Linked DNA regions of Homo sapiens: regions 1 and 2 are each linked to region 3. The links are chromatin loops, found by intact Hi-C in ENCODE. Cell type or tissue: dorsolateral prefrontal cortex. All regions are shown on one strand. Region 1 has its middle 42 kb from the start of LINC02060. Region 2 overlaps MIR9-2HG (MIR9-2 host gene). Region 3 overlaps MIR9-2HG (MIR9-2 host gene).

The links. A loop is a pair of places that touch in the nucleus more often than their neighbours do. Peaks named below come from ENCODE experiments on the same cell type or tissue, not always from the same donor. Only the 100,000 strongest peaks of a DNase experiment are listed, where the experiment ranks them.
Region 1: it touches region 3 in a loop (4-fold over the local background); 4 of 110 quality-filtered maps call a loop at or near these places.
Region 2: a loop joins it to region 3, with 4 times the contacts of the local background. A loop is called at or near these places in 5 of 110 quality-filtered maps.

Annotation. Positions count from the first base shown.
Region 1 is chr5:88,477,320-88,485,319 of GRCh38, forward strand. No RefSeq gene overlaps it. Among named protein-coding and RNA genes, the nearest start is that of LINC02060, 42 kb to the left of the region's middle. In dorsolateral prefrontal cortex, no CTCF peak of the experiment used is centred here; a DNase peak (open chromatin) is centred at 3,132; H3K4me3 peaks cover 3,121 bases; H3K27ac peaks cover 2,854 bases.
Region 2 is chr5:88,552,173-88,560,172 of GRCh38, forward strand. All of the region lies in intron 2 of MIR9-2HG (MIR9-2 host gene), which reads right to left. Among named protein-coding and RNA genes, the nearest start is that of MIR9-2, 110 kb to the right of the region's middle. In dorsolateral prefrontal cortex, no CTCF peak of the experiment used is centred here; a DNase peak (open chromatin) is centred at 3,599; H3K4me3 peaks cover 2,439 bases; H3K27ac peaks cover 312 bases.
Region 3 is chr5:88,658,147-88,666,146 of GRCh38, forward strand. The region is part of intron 2 of MIR9-2HG (MIR9-2 host gene); the gene reads right to left. Among named protein-coding and RNA genes, the nearest start is that of MIR9-2, 4.8 kb to the right of the region's middle. RefSeq lists enhancers at 1,229-1,742, 1,743-2,254, 2,851-3,676, 5,501-6,324, 6,325-7,147 and silencers at 2,796-2,985, 3,306-3,385. In dorsolateral prefrontal cortex, a CTCF peak has its summit at 3,015; DNase peaks (open chromatin) are centred at 1,755, 3,005 and 7,962; H3K4me3 peaks cover 6,951 bases; H3K27ac peaks cover 8,000 bases.

The sequences.
Region 1 (8,000 bases), 180 kb before region 3:
CTTTGTTAAGTTTACTGGATCATTAGTTTTGTTTATGCTTCTAATTAGTGTTAAATTGTTAACTTGATTCTTCATTTCACATAAACTGTTGATAAGTGGCAGCTGTCAGTAAGGCAAGTTTGAAACATGTTATTCCGAAAGTGTAAAGACACATTTTCAAATACACTTTCCCCCTTGGAGAGGAATGCCCATTCCAAGAGATCACCATGCTAATTGTTGTAAATCTTCCCTCATTATCATAAATGCAATATTTCATCCAAAGATATTGTCTAAATAAACTAAATTGCCATTTATAATCTACTAGCAATTCCACCTGTGTTTCCCAGAACGCATTTTTGCCCTTGTTTGGTCTAGATTCTAGACTCTGAAATTTCTACATGCTTCATAGAGGTACGTATTGTATATTGTAGTGCTATGTGTCTGCATCACCTTATGTATTTCTAGTATGTCAACATGCACATTTCTATTATTGCAGATTATTTACTCAATCTCAGAATATTTATTTTTATAAATTATAAATATATTTAATATGCACAGACAATTAAATCCTTTAATTTCATTTTCTAATGGGCTGGCTATAATGAGTTCATTCGGTAGGAAAACAAAAGGAAACATTATAAACCGGTTTAATTCTATTTATATGACCTATAAGGAAGACTTATTTGAGGTGAAGAGAAATTGCCTTTGGAGAATTGGTAAATGTATTTCATTTTCAGTAGAATATCAGAAAGATAATAGTAATAGTTCCATGGTGAGGTCTTTTTGGAAGATTCATAAACTCCAATTGGATCCTTCTTCATAAATCATGTAAATCTATAGAATATCATTGTTACTGTCACATTCTTTTGAGTACATATTTTAATTTCCTTCAGTATGGCATCAGAAGTTGAACTGATAGCCAAAATTGCCAGTTATCCTGAGCACCAATTTATGAGGTCCATAAAAAGTAGCCATGCACAAAGAAAACATATTTCATTGTAAAGTTACCTCTCATGGAATAAAAACAAAACTTTAAAATTAAAAAGTAAGAAGTTGAGAATATCCTGTTATCTTAGTCTGTCTCTAGACACTGGCTAGACAAGTTTCAGGATTTTTTTATTGATCACTCAAACATCAGCTTCTAAGAATTTAACATATCTCTACATTTTTAAGAGAGGTTCAATATGTTGTTGAAAGAAAGCTTTATGCCTTGGCAGAACACATCATATCAATTTTTTCTAGAAATAAATTCTACCTTTGTCCACCTGGTTGAATCAGTTGATCAAAATTTATTTATATTTAAAAATCAGTTTTGTAATCTACAGTATTCTCACAATGTGCTCATTAGTTCTAAGATTCTAGTTTTCAAACTTGACACATCCAGAATTTTTATTTTTTAAAGAACCCGGATTCAAGAAGTATAATGCCCCTATTTTCCTACTAATGTTACTCTGGGTAACAAGTCTGCTAGAATTACCGTTAGAAATGAGTGCAATAGGGCCGGGCGTGGTGGCTCATGCCTGTAATCCCAGCACTTTGGGAGGTTGAGGCAGGCGGATCACGTGGTCAGGAGATCGAGACCATCCTGGCTAACACGGTGAAACCCCGTCTCTACTAAAAATATGAAAAATTAGCCAGGCGTGGTGGTGGGCGCCTGTAGTCCCAGCTACTGGGGAGGCTGAGGCAGGAGAATGGCGTGAACCCGGGAGGTGGAGCTTGCAGTGAGTGGAGATCGCGTCACTGCACTCCAGCCTGGACGACAGAGCGAGACTCCGTCTCAAAAAAAAAAAAAAAAAGAAAGAAAAGAAAGAAATGAATGCAACAAGAATTGTTCTAACTGCCATTCTTTTGTCTGTATTACACAAATGAATGTCAAGCTTCATCTTTCAGTACTCTAGGATTCCAATGTTACTACTTTATTTTGTTTTGGAGAGGGGGGGTTGGAGGGAAAAATAAGTTCTAATAATTATGGGAAAATATAAGTGAAATAAAGGATTTTTCAGATGTATTAATACAGCGGAACAGGGCCTGCCTGATACATAGCATGTGCTTATTATATCTCAAAGAAAGGAAATATAATATGCAGTGTTTCCCAAACTTATTAGACAACAGAACTCATTTTTTGAGATGCCCTTATTAACATTTTTCAGAATAGGTGCTTAGCACATGGCAGATTCTCAGGAAATGTTTGAATGAATGAACAAATGAACAAATTGAGTTTGAGAAGTGCTAACTGATAAATATACAATGTTATAGAATTTCTCTAAGGTCAGAGAGCGTTTCTAATTTGTTTTCAGATGCTTGCTGCATCCAGTAGTTTCCTGTAACCTGTGGATACAAAATAAATACTTGCTATTGTTACAGAAAAAAGAAATTAAGAAAATTGTTTTTTTTTTTTTTTTTTTGAGACAGAGTCTCGCTCTGATGTCCAGGCTAGAGTGCAGTGGCACGACCTCGGCTCACTGCAACCTCCGCCTCCCAGGTTCAAGCAATTCTCCTGCCTCAGCCTCCTGAGTAGCTGGGATTGTAGGCACCTGCTACCATGCCCAGCTAATTTTTGTATTTTTAGTACAGATGGGGTTTCACCATGTTGGTCAGGCTGGTCTCGAACCCCTGATCTCTTGATCCACCTGCCTCAGCCTCCCAAAGTGCTGGGATTTTTTTTTTAAATAATAATATTTTTTAAATGGCATATGAGGAGAGGCTCACTGCCCTTTAAGCCTGTTCACACACAAACTAGTTTTCAAGGGTATATAGACATATCTTCACAGTTGCCATAGAGAAGTGAAAAGTTTGATTAATGGTACCAAAGTGAAAGTGATGACTGCATCTGGATAGTGCATTATTTATGGCTAATATTTTAATTATCAAAAATATTACAGAAACACATGATCACAAATGGGCTGCGGAAAGGATCTGATATACTGAAACATTCTTATTGAGGCCCTCCTTGGTGGAGAATAGATAGAAACCCCCTCAACTTCATGTCCACATTCTCTCTTCGGTAGCAAACATGAGTGCCAGCTTCAACACCCTGCACCACTGCTCTGAGAAGACCATAGAATGGAACCAAGTGGATATTTTCTGGCCACCTCTATCTTTCCAGGAAAATGCCCTGGAGTGCACACGCTTCATTACGGCCTTGGCAAAACACCAGCATGCACCAGCTGTGCATGGACTGCTCAGCCCCTGCCTGGTGGAGAGGAATAGAAGTCATCGGTCTTCCTCTGCAGGTTTTCATTAACTCTCTGCTAATCTAGAGCATTAATTCTTGGACTTCTGGGAAAACAGAGTTGTCTAATCCTAAAATCTTAAAGGCAAACATCTTCCTTTTCAAATCTACTTCTGGAATTTGTGGGCTTTTGAAAGTAACATTCACAGCAGATTTGAAATATCCACTATTTGCACAGGACAAGTCAATAATGGTGTGAGTTCCATCTATTACCTGTTATCTGAATGCACCAAATTAGAAGGAAAACTAGAGGGAGCTAGGATGGGGGGCAGGGTGGGAATCTGTTACTTCAGTTAGGTTTACAGGGAGTCCTTGTAAACAGGGTGCTAAAAAGTGTGTTGGTTTTTTTTTAACCTTTTGTGACACACAACAGAGCTGTGAAGTCAGTGAATTAAATAGTTCCAGTCCCCTGGGCACACATGAGCAATAGCATAAAAATGGACAGCACCCATTATAACATTACTGTTATGGAGCAGATGGACAGCTTCGGTTTCAGTCTTTTGTCCTTACTTTAGAATGGGGCAGAACTGGGAATCGACTGTAAATTTTCTCAAAAGAGATGAATAGGAAAGCTGTTAACTTTTTTCTTATTAAAAAAAGAAACCTGGAAAAATTCCAAATTACACATTTTGCAGCTCTTTGACTGCAATTCTTTAGCTTTTGATGCAAAACATCTGTAGGTGGTTAAGCATTTCCCACCCTCATTCCCCAAAATGGAATATCTCATTCCTGGCAAGACATCCAATGCCTGCAAAGACATATGTTTACCAAACCAGTTCATTGCCATATGTGTGCCAGTTTCTCCAGAGCGTGCTGCCTATGAGTCGATTGGCTTAGCTTAAGAGGCTCAGAAAGGAGAAATAAGCAGGAAACAGAGGTCGAGAAAGAAGTAAAAGATGGGAAGAGAGCAAGAGAGAGGGAGAAAAAAGGGGGAGGAGAAGACAATTATTTTTCATTATACTTTCAAAACTTAATCTCTTCATTTTGCAGTAAATATTGATGAGACATTTTGCAGTCATATCACAGTTGCTTTTCTCCTAGTAGGTAATTTCCAAAAACACTGAATGTCAAGATAATGAGGGTACCAAATAGGTGAGCCATCAGATTTGAGGTATGTTGACATCTAGTCATCTCCAAATTTAATTCTATGATGATTGACAGAATTAGCTAATGAAACAAACATTAATAATCACTTGAGTTCAAATTTTAATTTTGGATTTAGAAAAGCTTAGCATATTTTGAAATATTCCAAAATGGAACTTTAAATAGAATCTTGTCAGACTCAGTGAGTAATTTTAGTGACCAATGAGGGGGAAAATGGTTATTTACACAATACTTAGGTTCTTTGAAATAATTACACATTTTAAAATAATTCTGCAGAATAAGAAAAACTTACCTCTTTAGCAAACAAAAAAGGAAATTTTACATTTTATTTTTTAAAAGTTTCTGTCCTGTACATTAATTAAAATATTCTAATTTAAAATACAAAATAGCAATAGGGACAAACTGTTGGCCATAAATGGCTTTTAAATGTTAATTGACAAATATGTTAATAATCCCCTGGAGCATATAACAGTTTTCTTTAAGAGAACTTTACATAAGAAAGATAACTTGAAGCTTTCAAAGAGGACCAGTGTTTGATATAAGTATTAGCTGTGAAACTGATATTATTAATGATTCAATTTTGACCCAGCCAAATTACATTATTTGTATTATGAACCAATCTAAGAATTTACAAAGTTTTATCTATCCTAATTTTTCTAACATTTATAACTATGTATAGTCAGTATGAACCTGGATAAAGCTTTGAAATAGCAGAAATGTATCACCACAAGCAACTTTTATATGTTCCCATAAAGTTTATGTTTTATCTTTGAAAAGCTTCTGCTGTTTAATAAGATTTAGCTTCTTACTTTTAATCTCATATTACAGTTGCAAAAACAAAAAGAAGAAGAAAGATCTAGTACTGCTCTGCATGTTGCAGTGTTGTACATCACTTCCTCCAATAAGTAAACAAGATTCTCAAAGAGCACTTGAGAGGACATACTAACCGTGTAGTATTGTTGGCCACACAGAACTTTAAATAAGCAAATGGATTGTGGTTTTAAAACACCACATTTTATTAGAAGAAAAGAAAGACTAATAGACACTTTTTGTATGTGTTCGTTCAACAATTTTAAAGGAATTTAAAATTGTGTAACTTATTTTCAACTTTCATGTTGCCTATCAATTGTTATATTATTAATAGATGTCATTAAGATGACCAGTTTCTGCTTTCTATGGCTATAGTAGGACTTCACAAGTACTAATTACTTAAAAAGAGAACAATAAGATGTTCTTTATGTTATATGAGAGACTCGGTAGGTATTTGGAAGATTACTTTTAACATTACAGCTTTTAATGGTATTTTATATTCATTGTACTTTTTTGCTTTGTTTTGTTTTATTTTTTGTTTCTTTTTTATTGCCTTCAAATGAAATTTTACTATGCATTGCAGTCTAAAAAGCTAAATTTTCCTTACAATGATGAACACAGGTTTTCTTAATCATAACAAATTAGTGTCCTATAATGAGGAGGGAATAGTGATTAAAACCTTTAAACTTGTATTTCAAAAGAGAAGAAAAAATACATGGATTATTCAGAATGGGCTATTTAGTTCTATGTATCAAACTTAGCAAGAATGAAAGTCTGTCCCATGATTAATTTTACCAACTCAGGTAATGGAGAACATTCTAACAATGGAGATAGCTTAAACTTTAAACACTTTTAACAGACAAAATAATGTGCAATCATGTCTCTGTGCATCTTGTAAAAAAAAACATGCACAGTATTTTCATTTGGAAAGTTTTTCCTCTGTGCAGTTATAGCAAGGTCCCAACACAAGTCAGTTTACATGTTTTGATTTCCACTGAGTTGTTTGTTTGAATGAATGTATCAGCAATTGGCAAAATTATCAAAACATTTATCTAGTGAGTTGCATAAACTTTGTTTAAAATAATGCGTAAAGTTTCACAGATTAGGGAAAAAAAAGTGTATTTTATTATAGCCAAGATTGAACTGACATATTAAACTAAAATAGTTTAAATTTTGTGCAACTTTAGAAATTATCTTATTCTAAATCTCACGGCAAAGAATAATCTGGGGGAGCAGGAAAGGGAATGAGGTTAGTACATTGATAAGGGTAAAAACCTAGCTGACACACAGATTACAAATGACAAGATTTTGCAACAATCTTGCATCTGGATCTATACAAAAAATTGCATGAGAAAATAAAGACTTGTTTCTAGTGTTTCCAAACAGATCTTTCTAAATTTAAGCTATAAAAGGCTGTTTCACCTCAGGCCTGCATGAGAACCACTGCTGTCCCTTGTGGGGACTACCTTATTTCCATTTTCCAGACACATGTTTTCCCCTTTCTCAACTATTTTAAGAATTATAAGTAAGCAGGACTCTAAAATTCAAGTTCAGTGTGCAGAGAGTTAATTTAAATATGATAACAAATGGCTCTGCTTTTGAAATGAATGTAGCCTGGCAACTTCAACTGGGAACCCTTCGGAGGGCCTCAATTATGTATGCGGTTTCTTTGAGAAATAGTTTCACACATCTGACCCAAGGACCAGTATGTTGTTGCCATGAAATAAAACTGTACGTAGGCATTGTTTCATTGCTGCACCCTCCACACACTGCCGGCCTCCACTCCCTTCCCCCACCCTGCACATGCATGTACACACACATACACACACTCACACAAACTCTTTTATTGTCATTCCGCTTCTATTTTTCTAGTAGAGTGAATGTATCAACGTAATTATCATGAACATAATGGCCCGTGATTACTTTTATTTGCTATAAAAATATTCTGATTCTAACTGCCAAACTGTTCCGGTCAAAATCAGGAGTGGGAAACCTACAAGATAAGTAAAGGGTTAAACCACCCACACCATTTCAATTTTTTTCAAAATGGCTGCTTTGTCTGTGTGCATACACCAATAGCAAATGTCCTTCTGTTATTGTACAGCCAATTTGATGTGTCAAGTATTCATATGCTAATAACGGTACAGTTTCTCACTTTTTCACAGATAAATGGTAAAGATTGTTACAGACAGTGAAACACAAGAATAAACAGCTTTTATTTCAGACGCGATAAATTACTTTCCATTCAAATAACATGCGACACACGCTGCTGACCATTTTGTTTCTATTCACTGTTAGTTTGCCTTCTGGGTGTGTTTTTTTAGAATAGTTTGAAAATATTTAACAGATATGGACAGAGTTGTTACTAATGACTTGATTGCATTAATTTGCTTTGTAGTCATTTCATCACTCGAAGTTCATTTTTATGCTCAGTTATTACAGTGGGAGAAAGTTTGATGGAAAATCTGACACTGTTTCCCTAACATGGTACAATCAAGTCTTTTTAAAGCTTGGTAATGACAGTATTTGAAGAATGGATATCTTCCCTTCCAGGTTAGCAGAAATGTCATTCAGTAAATAAAATCCCTTGCTAAGAGTATCACCTAAAAAAAGACACTTGAATGAAATGTACGTTGTTCTGTCAGAACAAAGTGAAATCACTTTGGTTTTCTAAGACATAAATATGTCCTTTTAGAAACCCTGAGTAGGTTAAATATATATGATTAAAGCATACACTTATTGCTAGGGTAGACAAATTAATGCAAAGATGAGGGTGGGGGAGGGGACTGAAGTATGAGAGAGAATTAACCAGTCCTTAAAGAAATATTTTTAAAATAATGTACCCATGAACATGCATGCACTGATGACAGTTATA
Region 2 (8,000 bases), 110 kb before region 3:
ATGTACCTACGTGATTTGCACTCAGCTCATCGGAGCTTGCTAACCATATAAGTCGCACAGGTGTACTTTGGAAGGCTTAAAAATTCCCCATCACCCTCCCTTCTCCCCTGTCTCTCAAAAAAGTTAAAAAGCTCTGTCTCCTTTCAGTTGCTGTGTCCCTGTACCTAGGAGTCTATGATAAATGCAAGCACATTTCAAGTAACAATGATATTTCTAGTCAGTTTTTTGCTGTTAACTTTTTATAGTAAAATATGTAGGAGAAAAATTTCTAGTTATTTAATTACTATGAGATTTTATGATATGCTTTTGTTTTCTAAGACCTAACAAAATGGAACTGTTGCTATGTCTATTTCAATGATATTGGTAATAATTTTAATCTGTCACATCACTTCCACCCCCCTTCACGTCCCACCTCACATGCAGTCTGCTGTTAGCACTATGCAAAACACCATCATGAATATGCGTAATTATGGAGATTCATGGTAATTTTTCAGGGTTATCCGATGTGACGTTTATAGGACAGCAGCATACATCAATTTAAATGAGTGTGACAAATATCTTATCCTTTATATTTCTATAGTATTTTTAATATTTTCTTGGCCCCTCTCCAGGGAGTAGTGTGAAATGGTAAGAACTTGAATAATAAAAATGTTAAACAATCAAATGCTTCACTACAATGTTTTTTAAAGGCAAGTTTAAAAATGATTCTCTACCTGTTGAAGCTTAAAAAGTATCATATACTGAATTTTTTCTTAGGCAGTACTTTTTATTGAGCATCTTACACATTTCCAAACCAACAAAAGCATGGACATTTGCAGGTGCCATTTTACGATGAGGCTGAATTGCTTAATTACTTTTAAACTATGACCGCTTGCCTGACAAAATTATTTGGCAAACATGGTCCACCAACTTTATTAAGCATAAGCATTTGAAACAATAATCTAATTGTGGTATTTTTGAATTTTGTTCTTAGTCTGTAGCACCTCTTAGAGACTTGCATATAATCTTTATCTCAGTGACTAATTAGGACTAGCTTGACAATTTCATATTTACAATGATTACCAAGTAGGAATCCTCTTCCTTGTTCAGTATGTTTGTCATGAATACTGTACAATCCTAATTACATTGAAGATATAAAGAGCCCCATAATTTGATTGAGAGACATCTTGAGTTTAAAGTGAGTAAATGTGAATTGTATCGAGAATTTTAAATGGCAGAGCAATTAATACCTATTTCTCATGCAGTCACTAAAAAGACGAAATAACTGTGTGCATGCAAGTCATTGTATCAGCCATATTTTTAAGGGTGTTAACAATAAAGTCATTAAAAACTGGCTTGATTGAAAATGATCTTCCTCATTCCAACCAACTGAATTCAGAATTCCTTTTTCTCTAGCATATACTTTCAGGATTTCGGGCTGAGGGTCAAACCTTCGCAATTAAATGTTCCTCAGTACTATATTGGCAACACACCATCGTGAATACTCTTCATACAATTAGCAGGGCCTACTGTGGAAGTATACTGCTGATAGAAATAATAATGAGGAATACTGGGGCATTAGTATGCCAGAGTAGGTTGGAGAAACCTAGTTTGCATGATGCATGTATAATTGTATGTTACATCTAAATATCACTGTATGTTGCTTTAGAAATAATTGCTTAGAAAAATATATTTAACACTTCCTCTCTTTTAAGGTCCCAATTTGATTAATAAACAAGTTCAGTGGTATATTAAGCCTATAAGTTAGCGATGTCTCAATGAATGTGTTCTGCATTTGCATGTTTCTTAAAGTGACACTTTCTGAAGACACACGATTGCCATGTCTATATACATGTATAAAGAGAAGTGAAGAATTGATGCAATCATCCAGATAATTCAAGGGAAAAACACTTTTGCCTCAATTATCTATTGCAAGCAAAAGTGAGGGGTTTATCCTGAATTGTTCAAATAATTGCCTTGATTCTCTTCACTTTGCATGTGTAGACACATTTTACAATAATATTTATGTTAACATTTGCAATTTACATACATATAAGGCAGAAATACTTCTATACACAAGATGACCAAAATCTTTTCACAATAATTTCTACTGTTTGGTTGTCCCTAATTTTTGGTACAGTCAGATCATTTGTGTGCATGTTCTTATATGGTAATTGAATCAAGGCAAAACTAGACAGACTCATTATGTTCATTTATTAAATGCTTGGTTAATAAACTGATTGGTATATACAATACTGATATCTCACCATTAAAAAATTCATTGATATATTCTATCTAAAACTTCAATAATATATACTTCTTACTGGGTATATCATAAATTCATTTGAGGAAGTAAATGTGATTCATATGTATATTTATAATAAAATGCAACATTAAAACAAAGACAAATTTCCAAGAAATATATCTTATATTTTACATATTTAAGATTTGTTATGAATAAGTTAATATTCATAAAGAAATCAATACCAGAACACATTTTCAAAAGTTCCATTGACACATTAAAAATTCAAATACATAGCAGATTTTATAGTGTTTCCTCCATCTGCACTGACAGGAACAATAATATGTTTAATTACTGACATTTGTATTATTTTTACCTTACGTTTATTAAATATATAAAGTATATTTTCCATGACTTTTAAAATCTATACTGTTTATTAATACATGAGGAATCCTAAATTTCTTCTGGGCCTGCTTAATCACTATTTGAAGTCTTTATTCTGGTCCACATCAAAAATGCATTTTAGAAAATGTAAAGCAGCTCTATCATGCTTCTTCATATTGGTAGCATGTCAAAATATGTTTTGTTTGAACTTTAGAAATTAAATCTTGGTTTAGTTAAAATATTGCCAAAGTATTGGATTATAAGTGTTTGTCTGGACAAACAATTAATACCTAAATGTTGAAAGACACCAGAATACTTTATGGACCTATTTGGCAATGGAAATGAACTATCTATGTTATAAATTTAGTAGATAGGGCTCATATGTAGCATTCATTTATAATTTTCATGTTTTATATAAAAGTACGTAATGGATGCTTACAGTACAACCAAAATCTTCTCTGTGCTCATAAAAACACATAAAGCAGATGCAAAATTAAGCATTTTGGAGTATTTTACCGCTCCAATATTGTTTTAATTTGTTCTAAAAATCAAGTGTCTGTCTCTGAATTTTATTTATGAAAAATCAACTTCCAGAATTAAATGAATACATTTTATAAACACTGCAAGCATGGGGGCTTGATAGATATTTTTCTTCAAAATTGTTAAAGAGCAAAATATAATAATTTGGTGGCAAACATCTGTCTGGCAATCATATATGATAAATTCATAAGAAATACAGGAAAGATATTTATTTACTGTTACTGCTAAGCCAGACTTTATTTATCTTAGAAGATTTTTCATCTATGAGTGGAAAACAAACTTTCCTTCAAGAGGTCTGTGAACCGAATAATAAATGTCAGGTCTAAATCCTGTATGAAAATCAGTCCGGTTTAATCCTGGATATTCTTCAGCATGCAAATGAAGACTAGAGGTTTCCCTGGGCCCGCTGTCATACAGGCAGCCAATTTACAGACCCTGGCACTGTGTATGTGTTATGGGCTCGCTGGCTGCCCCTCCCCCGCAGCCTAAGACTTGGTCTCAGCTGCCTGCCTTTCACAGAAAACCACAAACCAAGGAAACATATCAGTAATAGCGCCCTGTAAATTAACTTGACATTTGATGCAGAAAAAAACCTAAAAGCTTACAAAAGACATTGAAAACAAAAGCCACTCAGGACCCACACTACATATATTGTGGATTTAAGAGATCTGGAAGGTGGTTATTCTATTGTAACTAACACATACAGCCTTCATCTTCTTTGTTAAGACAATTCAGTCATTCTTTGTTACAGGCATAGTATCCGTCAAACAAGAAAACAATATTTTCCACCAAAAAAAACCCCTAAAAGTCCAACTGATATTATAATAATAATTCAATCAATAGGTTTTTTTACATTTTAAAAATAGCCATACATTACTAATGTTTAAAGAAAAGAAGCTAAAATATGATTTTATGTTTCCTTGGTAAATAAGACATGTTGACATTGCTAAGATGTAAATAATGTAAGATGCATTGGAGAATGGTGTGAATCTTGCTGAACATGAGGTATTCACAAATATTGTTTTGTCTTAAAATTTTGCCTTTCAAGGCATTTAATTTTTTTCATGCTAGGAAACCCCTGAATCTCTTTTAAAAGAAAAAAAATTTTTTTGGTTCAAAGAAGGACTGTTGATAAAATATTAAATGGTTCTTTGACATCATCTGTGGTGTGGGGCTGGAGTGAGGCACTCAGCATATTTAAGCCATTAGACATGCAGGAATGTTAACATTATTATGCGTTATTGTGTCTGGCTATGTGTCCCCCTCCTTATTCTCAATCTCTCTCTCTCTGCCTCTCACTCATTTTCCCTCCCTTCTTCCCTCCGCCCCACCTTTCTCAGAGTCTCTCCTACCTCTCCCGCCCTCAGCAGGGCCTGCTACACGGCATCTTACAAATGTCTGGTCTTATAGTTTACAAGCACAGAACTGTACTGGTAAAAATGCATAATCTCAGCATCTGTGCTTCTTGATATTCATGGATTTATTTACAAGTCCCTGTGTTCTACTTTTTTTTTGCCTGTTTCTATGGTTTATATTACTGTCATGCCTATATTCTTGTGGGAGTTTCAAATAAGAATCAAGATATAACTGGCAAATATTCTGTAATGCAGACTGCATTTCCATAATTTAGCTGTTTTTTAAAAGAGACAATTTAAAGAGGTTTATGGACTTAAGGATATATGAAGAGTATTTTGATTGGCTTTTTTAGTACTTCAACTGCTTAAGGTTCCGTTTGTGCAAAATGGATGTAATAAAATAAATTTATGAACATATATGTGCTTGTGTATATGTAAATGCATTTAGAATGAAAAAGTTCATAAATCTAAGTCAAATTTGCTGATTAAGTTCACTATATTCACATTTGGCAACATTAGGATATTTCACGAAAGGGTTCAAAGGTAAAAGGCAAATATTTTATTTCTTCTTTAGATGCTAGCCTGCAAAAAACTTAAATATTTACAAAGCAAGTATTCAAGTTCCTGTGTTCCCCCAGCCCTCAACATACATACCCCTCCCATTCTTGGTGCTAGTTTAACAGCAGCCTTTTAGTAGCCATTGCCAGTGCCAAATAAGTCTCTTTTTCCTTTTTTTCAAGCTGTAAAAACAGTCTTTTGAATAATTTAATTAACAGCAAAATCAGAAATTTAACTTACTTTACAATAATTCTCTAACCATTTCCCATCTACCCACTCCCCTTCCCCGCATAGAATTCTACCTTCATATTATCAATGCACTTATTTTTAGGGATTAATATTCACTAGTTTAATGTAACATTGAAATCAGAGAAGTCTATGTACATTTGCTGTTTATAGCTCCAGTTTAATTACTATGTGTTAAGTCGGCTAGACACTGAAATGAATTTTATGAATATCTTTCAAGACAGCAATATTTTGGACCTGCATATGAGAGAAAATACGATGGCAGGGGACAATACATTAAATGATCTTTATGCCAGTATTCTTGAAAATTCACGTTCTATGTAGGAAAATGTTAAATATGAGAACATTACGATAAAGGCTTGTTATAGTCCTAAAGTGTGGGATATATAAAATACCCAGATTTGCACATGTATAGTTGCAACACATGCTAAGCAGTACAGATTATTAAGCAAGATTCATTCCTTTATTGGAGAGGGAGGGGAGTAATTTACAGACAAGAGCTAAGCAATTCTGTTTAACACAACTCTGTCTAGTTGATCGTAAGGCATGTGTGGTATTTTTCCAAAGCCCGTCATCAATAGTAAAGCAATTTACAGCTCCAGAAATTTTTTAGAAGATACTCATTTTATTAAGAGTAAGTAAGATAGGTTGTGTGGAAAGATACACATGTATTTGCAATTCATATCGTTGCTGTGTTTCTATTGTGTTCTGAGCTTCCATCATGGCTGGGAGATGGGAAGCTGGCATGCAGTGCAGGAGGGTAAGACAGAAAGCCCCAAATAAATACTTAGAGCATTTTCTAATTATCTCTTATTATGACCACCTTTCTTTCCCCCGACCCACCCCGGGTGGAGGGGGGCAGTGGGGAGTGATGGAAAGAAGATGATTGTAAGTGCAGATCATATCCGTGCCATTAAATAATATTAATAATTCTTTTGGTCCACAGGATGATGTTTTCATTCTGGACTTTGAAGCTCCTCAGTCTACCCATTCAAAGCGATGACAGAAAAATGAATCTGAATGTGTAGGCATTAAACATTTAAATTCTCTACTCCCTGGTCATTATATTGACTGTCATATTTTACACCTTCCCCTCCCCCACTATGCTTTTGCTGATTTGACCTCATTTACATTGGCTCATTATGCATCCGGTCTTTGTTCTACTGAACAGAATACAGTACAGTGACAAAGCAAAACTTACGTGTCGGCTGGAATATTTTTCTGTTTTAAAAATTAAGTTTCACTACTTAAATTTATATTTGACTTCCCAATATTGTTTAAATTGGAGGCAAGTCTTTTCTTATACAATAACTATAATCTACATGCAATTATTTTAAGAGTGGTTAAAATTACCTCAAAATGTCATTAGGAAATGACATTTAAGACCTTTTATAACAAATATTCTACTGCTACCTAGGCAGTATTATCATATTAGAAGTATTAGGCTTTTCTTTCCAAACCTCTGTCTGAATTTCTATGTAGGCCCAAGGAGCAAGCTTTTATCTATTTTATATGAAGTTCATTGTTTAGAGCTGTCCCTTATGGGTCTTGTTTTAATGTATCAAACAACAAAGGTAATGTCAATCCTTAAAAAAAAAAAAAAAAAAAAATTCCTGCTTTGCATTTCTTGCAATTAAAAAGGTTATCTGATTTACAAACCAAATTTTCATTAAATTAAAAGGAAGTCCTAGCTGATCGATCACATAGAAAAATATGAAAGTTACATTGAGCTTTAAATGTCTATCCCCATGACAGTGCACACTATCTTTTCATTTGTTACAACCAATGGAGACATGGGATTAATCTAATACAGCCTAATTAAACACCCATTCACACATGAAGGTTTTTAATGGTACCAGTGGCTAGTGGCACAAATGCTACTTTGTATCACAGTTAATATTTGCATTTATTTGACATTGGACAATAGATATTTTTGAATACAAAGAAAATGGGAAAAATAAAATATTGTGGAGGATGCTTTTGAAAATACAAGCAATTTCTTGTTTCCACCAAGATAATTGCCACATATACAATGTAGGTTTCATTTCAGATATTTAGACCAAGATGCTTTTCTAATTTTTGTCATTTATCAAAATGTATAATCATGGTGACAGTGGCTACATGTCTAGGGCACCATCTTGGAAGAAAAAAGCATCATGTCTTCTTGGTTCCGTTAGTGACTCATTGTGTGAATTTTGGCTGGCGTCTCCTTTAACCTGCTTGTGCCTTGATTTTTTAACCTATAAAAAGGGAATATTCGCCCATTACTTACCCCTGTTGGGTTACTGTGAAGTTTAATTAGAATAAAATATTGCTCCTAGAATAAAAGTATCTTAAGGATGAAAGTTTTCGTTTTTTTTTCATTAACTTTTTACTACATGGTAGGGAATGCAGTGTTGTAGATTTGCCTGTACTCAGCCAATCTCTTTTTCTTAAGTTTGGAACTTTTGATTCTAGAGTTAATAAAAATAAAATCCAAATGCGTAATTAGATTTTTTAGAGATGGGAGCAGTCACCCACATCTTGGCAATTTACATTATATAATCTTATATCAGCTGCAAGATGCTTTTATGAGTATAACTGGTTTTAGAAAATGGCTTCTGCAGGAGAAATAGTCAACACAGTAGCATTCAAAATGACTTCAAGCTTGCAGGAGAGCTAGAAATTAGGCAAAGAACTCCTACCCCAATGGAACC
Region 3 (8,000 bases):
AAACTGAGATTTTAGACTATAATTGAGCACGAGTCTTCAGTGTGGAAATCTAAGCTACTCAGCAATTTTTAACTTTATTTGGGGAGAGCTAAACTTTTTATTTTTATATTAATCTACGTACCTAGAAATTGTCATAAGAGTTACTTTATAAAACAATGCAAATGCAAATTTGTCAATTAATTCCTATATCCTTGCTGTCTAGGTATTTTCGCTACTGGAACCACTCAAGAGGTATATATTACAAACCCCAAAGATGAATTCCTATCAGATTATTTTTCTTCCATCCATTTCAAACTCCACTTGCCATGAATTTGTCATACATTCATTGCCATGAATTTGTCTAAACAGTTTTCAAGCTATACCACAAACCACTCAATACCCTCAACTTCATCTTCCCAATATCAGTCAATGCTAATTTAACTTTGTATGTACATCATATATTTCAAGGGTAACTCAATCCATTAAAGTAATATATATTGGGTAGTGACTGTGTACAAACTATGTACTTTCTAATAATAAGGCCTAAAATCTATTATTTGAGCTCCTCGCAAAGACTATTATATTTATGCAAGTTTCAAGAACTTATAATGCTCATTGAATTAAAAATAAGGACTAAGTACACTTTTATTATTACTATACAAGAGATTTAACCCTGACAGGAAGTAAGTCCATAGATTCTGAATTTCAATGATATTACATCTATTATTGTCTTCATGAAGGTATTATGTCCAAATATATTATATGAAGTATTTTTAATTAGGCCAGTGTTGATAAATACGTAATTATATTTGAGATACTTATTCGGTGAAAATATTTCTAAATCATACTTGTTAGAAATTTTTCCATCCCAGTAAATTTCATTCATATGTATACATTTGTGTGTGTAGGAAGACATTTTTCCCTAAAAGACAAAGATTTAAGAGACATTCTGGGTAATATTCTGTAGATCATTTTTTGTGGCCTGATTCAGAGAAAGTATTTATTGTCTATCTTTTTTTTTTCTTTACGCACATCTCTTTTCTCAAGTGGTTCCTTTCACAGGTTTTCACCAACTATTAAAGTGATTAGCGTCTGTAGTTTTTTCCAATCTCCCACTAGCTATTAATGATATAATAAAAAAAATCTTAACCTTGTCAAGTTTGAATTTAAAACTTAAAAAAGCCAAGAGCCAGGTTGCAGTTAAAATTCTCCTGATAACTTGTTTTCCGAGGGCCAGTGACTATTAAAAGAAACTCAGAGAAAACACGAAATCTGTCAGACAGCTACTTAGTGACAGAATTAAATGAATATTGTTAGGTAAGTGTTTTAATAACGCAGCATTTTCGAAGCATTTTCTGAAGATTATTTCTCATTGGCCCTGTCATAAAGTGGTAGCAAACTGCTTTAAAACAGTAATCAGACCGAAAGTAGTTGAGGAAGCCTATGACAGGAAGTTGTTAATAATATCCTTCGAAATTTACCTGTGAAATACAGAGCTTGACTACTTTTGTAAAAGTGGAATTGAAAGTAAACGGCCTCTGTAATGCAAATCGACCAGCAGCAAGAAAGCCACTACCTTTGGAGTCCCACGACTTCACCTGAGCTTGCAATAGACCTTGTGCGCCCTTTGGTTCATGGAATCAAAACTGTTTTGACATGTTGGCCAGTGCCCTTCGGTGTCACTGAAGCTCAGCCCGCGGACGGCGGTGTGTCAGTGTGCACCGGGAGGCCTGGGCCTCAGTCCCTGGGCTCGTGCCTACGCAACAGCAGGACCGCCCGCGGCCTCCCAGGACCAGTGACCGTCACCCGCAGTAAGGATCGGGGCGGCTCCGCCAGTTTCGGCCCTCTTTCCAAGACCTCTTTCCAAGGCGCTCTTTCCTAGCCTCACCCGAGGGCCGCAGAGCCGGACCTGTGCCGGGCGAGTTGGATTTAGCCCAGTTAGAGTTAAGATGGTATCATTAGCTGCGCACAGCGTGACTTCCCGCTAATCCTCTCTGCAACTTACAACAAGTTTAAATGTCCATGCATGATGTTATTAACTGGCTTTAGTAAGTGCTTAAGACCCAGATCTCTTTTTAAAGTAATCTCTGAACAAGTTCTACTGTATCCACCCAACAAGGAGATTAATATTTCCAGCAAATCTGATGATGGGGTAAGATGTGCCCTGAGCTCCTATGGGCAATGGGGGTAGAAGTGGGAGTTGCCCCAGGGAAGGGCCCAGAGTGGCAAGCGCTCACCAACGCCGGCCACCGAGCAAAACTTCCCCGCCCCCGCCCCCCACCCAGCTTCCCCGCAGGGAGACCCTTTCCGTTAGCAGCTTTTCACTAAGTTAATAACGGTGTGTGTGTGGTGGTGGCGGGGAGGGGGGATTTGGGGGTTACACAATATCTATATCAATGATATTGATCACGTCCAGGGAAGAAGCCTGGGCAAAACTAGAGACACCGAGTGTCAGCAAAAGAAAGCTTCTTAACCACAAGTTGCGTGCCGCCTGAGGAAGGTGCCCTGTGGCAGGGGGTGGCCGCTGGGAGATGCCTGCCTCTAACCGACGTCCAGGCGTGACTAAACCTCGACGCCACCCCCATTCACAAGCTCAACTCAGGGATTCCCAAGCAACCGCAGACCGGAGGTGGCGCAGAGGCAGTGACCGAGGTCGCTGATTAGGGGCCGAGAGGCTGGCAAATAATAATTTTAAAAAAAAAAAAAACCGGAATAGCCTTCGCGGACGCAGCTCAGCGTGCCAGGCAAAGGACAGTCTGACGACCCGCCCCTGCCGAGCCCCGCAGCGCGGCGCCGGTGTCCAGCAGCCTCCAAGGCGCCGAGCGCGGGCACGGGAACTTGAGCTAGCGCAAACTTGGGCGGCCTCCCAGCCTGCTACCCGGGCCGCAGCGCGCCCCCGGCCTCCCAGTCGCGCGCCAACCCGGGAGCGCGCGCGCCGGCGCACCAGCTCCATCAGCTAGAGGAGCCCGTCTCCCGGGAAACACCAATCAGACGCCCGCTTTCAGGCGAGGGCCGCGAGCCGCAGCAGCTGCAGGAGGACTCGGGCAGTTGGCGGTCACCGGGAGGCGTCGTCCTGCCCCGCGGCGGGCCAGCCGCCTTCGCTGCTGCCACTGCCTAGCCTAACCGCATCTGCAGCCAGTCACAGAGTCGGCTGTCTCCTCTTTGCACCGCCCACGCCAAGTACCTTGCAAGGCGGCTGCTAAGCCTGGCTAATTTTAGATCTCCAGAATGCGCTATGCCCGCGCTCAACTAAAACCAAGTCAAACCATCAAGCACAGTGATGTGCTGCTTTTTGAACAAATATGGCTCAAAACTCCGTATTTCCCTGAATAAAGTCGATTATCTGCACTTTTTAAAAGCCCTACCCCCTGTGGTCTGGCAGTTGGCTGAAAAGCGGAAAGCCACACGCTCCCACCTCAAACATGGTCATCACCTTTCTAAGGAAGTGCACTAACTCTCGCAGCCCTGATTGAGGGCAGATAAATATTCCTTAATATCAATCACAACTATATACTTTCCATTTCCATTCACCATCTTAGAATTAATTCCACAAATAAGTCGAACAGTTCCCAGAAGGGGTGAAATGGGTTCTCTGAGCAAACAGGAATAGAGGGTTCTGCTGATTTCTGTACTAGGTTGTTTAAGTTGTGTTAAGAACCGATGAGCAAAGAAACAGGGTTAACAAAGCCATCCATTAAAATCCAGAGACACTGAAGAACTGCCTTACATGTCCCAATTGCTGTAGGACCTGTTTAACTATCTCGAAGTAGTCATGTTAAAACAATCGACCCAGCATTATAGATATCTTTTTTACTCAATAACTGATTCTAATTAGTTCTTAGTCTTAAAGAACACCTTGTCCTGTGTTGCCCATCTCACCACTGCCACCCCCAGTTCCCACTAAATGCAACATATTATGGTGTGTTTTACTTAACTGTAGCACATTAGGGAGGAAAGGGTATCAATTTTCTGAAACCACAGTGACATTTCCAGATGTATAGATTCATAGGAAAAAAATAGATACATAGACAGTTACATACTGTCATTCATTTTCTAGCCACATTGGAAAATAAAGCCTTTGGTTTCATCTCTCCATTTTTGAAAAGTCAAAATTCCTAAAATGCTAAAATATCTTAAAATATTTATATGTATCCATCTATATGGCTTCCTTATAATTTAAATGGTTTCTTAATTTTCATCAGGCTACACAAAAATCAAATTAGAATTTTATATTTTTCCAAATAAGAAAATTATTTTAATTTTAAAAATAAACACAAAGAACTCTTGTGGTGGAAAATTTACTGTTCAAGGTGACCTAAAGAACAGTCACTTTGGAAAATATTCCATTTTGAATGTAAATAATGCATGTCTCATTATTATGCATAATAGCAACTTCATTAAGGGATTGATACTAGTGAAAATACCCATTCACATTCAGCAAGGACACTGAAGAAGTCTTCCTGAATCTTTTTTTTAACCTTTATCCAATTTTCATTTTTGTTGTTGTTTTGTATTTTTTGTATGACTATGTTTATCCTATATCCTTTATTATTTGATTAGTGAGTGACTTTTCAATGTTAATTTTCTGGTATAACAAAGTAGGGTAAAGAAAATAAATGGGTTCTATCTTTATATTTACTTTTACAGGTATCATTTTATCACCCTATTTCTAAGTATTTCATGAAAAGATTCTAGATGTCAAAACCTGCAGTTAACGTTCCTGTTTAGAAATACGCAAAATAATACCTTTGACGTTGGCAACTCAGATGTATTATTCAGCAAAACAGCAATTACTCATTGTTTTGCACTTACATGTTAAGAACTATGAGACACTTGGTGACACAATAACAAAATTGCAAAGTCAATTACATTTAAAATAGACATCCTAGTAAAACATACACAACCAACTCCATTTACTTTTTTTGAACTGTTTTGTTTCCTTTTTCTGACTGTTTACAGTCAAATAGATTTCGTGAATGTTAAACCGAAGGATAACTGATTTACACACATCATGAGGGGGAAAAAGTTAGAAAGTAGGGGGAGGGGCATAACATAAAAAGGAAGTGTATTCCTGGGCACGCCAGAATCCGCCTAGGGAGGTGCCAGAATATTCTTAAATATTTTGGGAAATGATGTTCTTTTGCAATGTCAATCACAGTGGCAAACTTTGAAAGAGCAGTGTGCCATAATTTAAAGCAAAATTTAAGCTAGATTCACACTAACAATTCTATGCAGGACTAAAGTAGTAAAACCCACATAGAGTCCATTTATATTTAAGAATAGAGAACTTCAGGTGGGGCTAGGTGTTTGTTTTATGGTATTTTAATTGCAGAAGCAGAATTTTTGTAATTTGAACTCGCCAGTACTGAATTCCACCTCTCATCCCAGCCTGAAGCCTGAATTGAAGTTCCCATCAGAAAATTAAAATGTTTGTCTGGATAAAATAACTTCTAAATGAACTATTTCTTTTCGTTTCTTTTTGTATTTTCTGCAATGTAGCCCCTCGCAATGATATTAGTTCTAGTGTGGGAAAATATTATAATTGAGATTTGGTAAGTTATTTGCAGACTTTTCTTTACAGTTTTTCTTTACACTGTGCTGACATTTAGTACAGCCCTGGTGAGGAAAACAATACTACCATTCATAGCTCTAGACGTAGATTTCAATCGACTTAAGCGGGCACAATGAAACTTGGTCATTCACTGGTTACCCATATTGTGTTCTCAAATTTTCTCTCAGCAAAAGTATAATGACTCAGTATTGTATGGTTGCATAGACAAGGGCTCGGAACAAGAGACACTAGTTTTGTCTGACGGTGTGAGAAAGTCGTGAAGGGATCTTTTCTTCCAGATGGTGTTAAATTCAGCTGCCTTTTTAACATTGGCCTTGCACAGCAATCTGCTGCTCCCCTTTCACAAAGACTGCACTTGGTTCCCACTAGTTAACATGCATACTCACGCAACCTGCAACTTCACTCCAACTGTTTTACAATGCAGTGGTATGCTAAATAAACTTGATCCGGTTTCTGCCAATGTTAAAACTAGGTTTCAAAGAACTACTTAACTGATATTTACACTTCTTTTGACTTAAATGTACATGCCTTTGGAATATTACGGGTTTCAAAGAAATATCACCTTATTATAAGGTCAATGTACAGATTATTTCCAACACCCTTCAAACCTATGCTCAGATACAGTACCTCTCTTCAACACACACAAATAAAACAAAATGTCAGAAGTTTGATGTGTAATAGAAAAAAGAAAAATTGGGACATGTTGCACCAAGGGCAGTGGAACAGCAAAAAATAAAATGAAAATAATAACATTGAAATGTATTTTTATTGATCGATAAGTTATGTAACATTAGTATGATACAAAGCAAGTTTGATATGACAATGGCAAACACATAATTATAATATTGTTTATTTTCCTTAGATGTTATATTTAACATATTTACATAAAAGACCAAGATGTAGGCAAAAGCTTCAGTAATTTGACTTCATTGAGTGCTTTCAGTAAACAATAGGTTTCTCCAGCAAACATCTTATTGCCTTAATTGAACCTCCTTGAAAAAGAAAACCACACACTTTGTAATGTAAATGTTAATTGTAGTAGACAATGGTTCTAGGTAAATAGCACCCCTGGACATGAAGTAAATGAAAGGAATACAGGCACTTAACAATGAAAGGTTGTTTGCACAAACAGTGCTTCAAATGTAAATAAACAAGGGTCTTCTCAACGGTCACTACAGTAGTAAAACTCTGGCACGTGTACAGCAGCCAAATTGAGAATTTATGTATAAAGTCTCTCAGACTTTCTAACTGAAACTAACAGTGGTTTAACAGGCTTCTCCAGTCTGAAGTCATATAAGGAATTGAAGCTACAAAGGAAATTGTACTACTTTTAAAGAAAAATTGTATATTTGGGATTGTCAATAATCTAGGCCACGTGGAAGATAACAGGCTATTTTGGATATTTTCTAATTGCAATGGTTATATTTCTGTGTAAATGCCTATACAAATGTTTGCTTGGTGACATATGGAAAACTTAAGGACTTTTATGAAAAGGCGACAATGGGGACCTCCAAAGCGCCAAAGTTTCTGCTAGGCATAGTGTTATTTTTAGATTACATTAAAATGGCTATTTAGACCCATCTAGCTGAGACTATTCCAAAACAAACTTTTTATCATATTGTTATCATAATCAACTTTCTACAGGCTAATGACTTTATAGTTTTACTTCTAGTGTATATCTACTAGCACAATTAGACCAAGTTCCTAGATGTATCATGTTAAGAGGTAAAAAGCCTCATGAAATTATAATAACGACTGTTATATAGAGATATGTATTTTATCTCTATACACATTTGCCCACCCAAAACAAAAGCAAAAATGTGGTCACAAGGCCATAATCTCATGGACTGAGATTTTGACATTAGGGGCAGGCAGTCATGGGACTTTCTTGGAATTGCTTTCTACTAGCTTGCCTTGAATTCTGAAAATCTCAAACAACGAAGAAAGCCAAACTTAATTATGGCCAGATTAAACAGTGGTTAAAAAATTAACAGAAGCAGACTATGTAGCAGCTACAGACCAGTTGGTGCTGCCATTTGGGAAGCTGCAGATGGCTGTGGGTGGGAAATGCCTTTACTTTCTTAAGCGATGGAGATGAGTATGGTGTGTGCACTTGATGTTTTTTTCATACCCCCACCCCCCAACAGGGCTGTCTGTCATAGGCTGCCCGGCCCCGCTTTATCACTTGCCCCCGAGCGTGGGAATCGGAGCGTCCTGCCGTTCACATCTCCTGCATTCCGTTTAGCGGAATCAATTAGGCAAGACAGACCCTCAGATTCCCCACCCCCTTTCCATTTTTGTCAGGTCTATATACGTCCTAATTATTTCAGTTTGGGATGCCAGAGCTGTTTCCTGGATAGACCTGATCATCCTTAAACAAAAAGAGAGGAGGCGCACACGTGGGTTGTGGCGTAAATGTCACTTTCATTTCCAATGCTAGGCGCAGAGT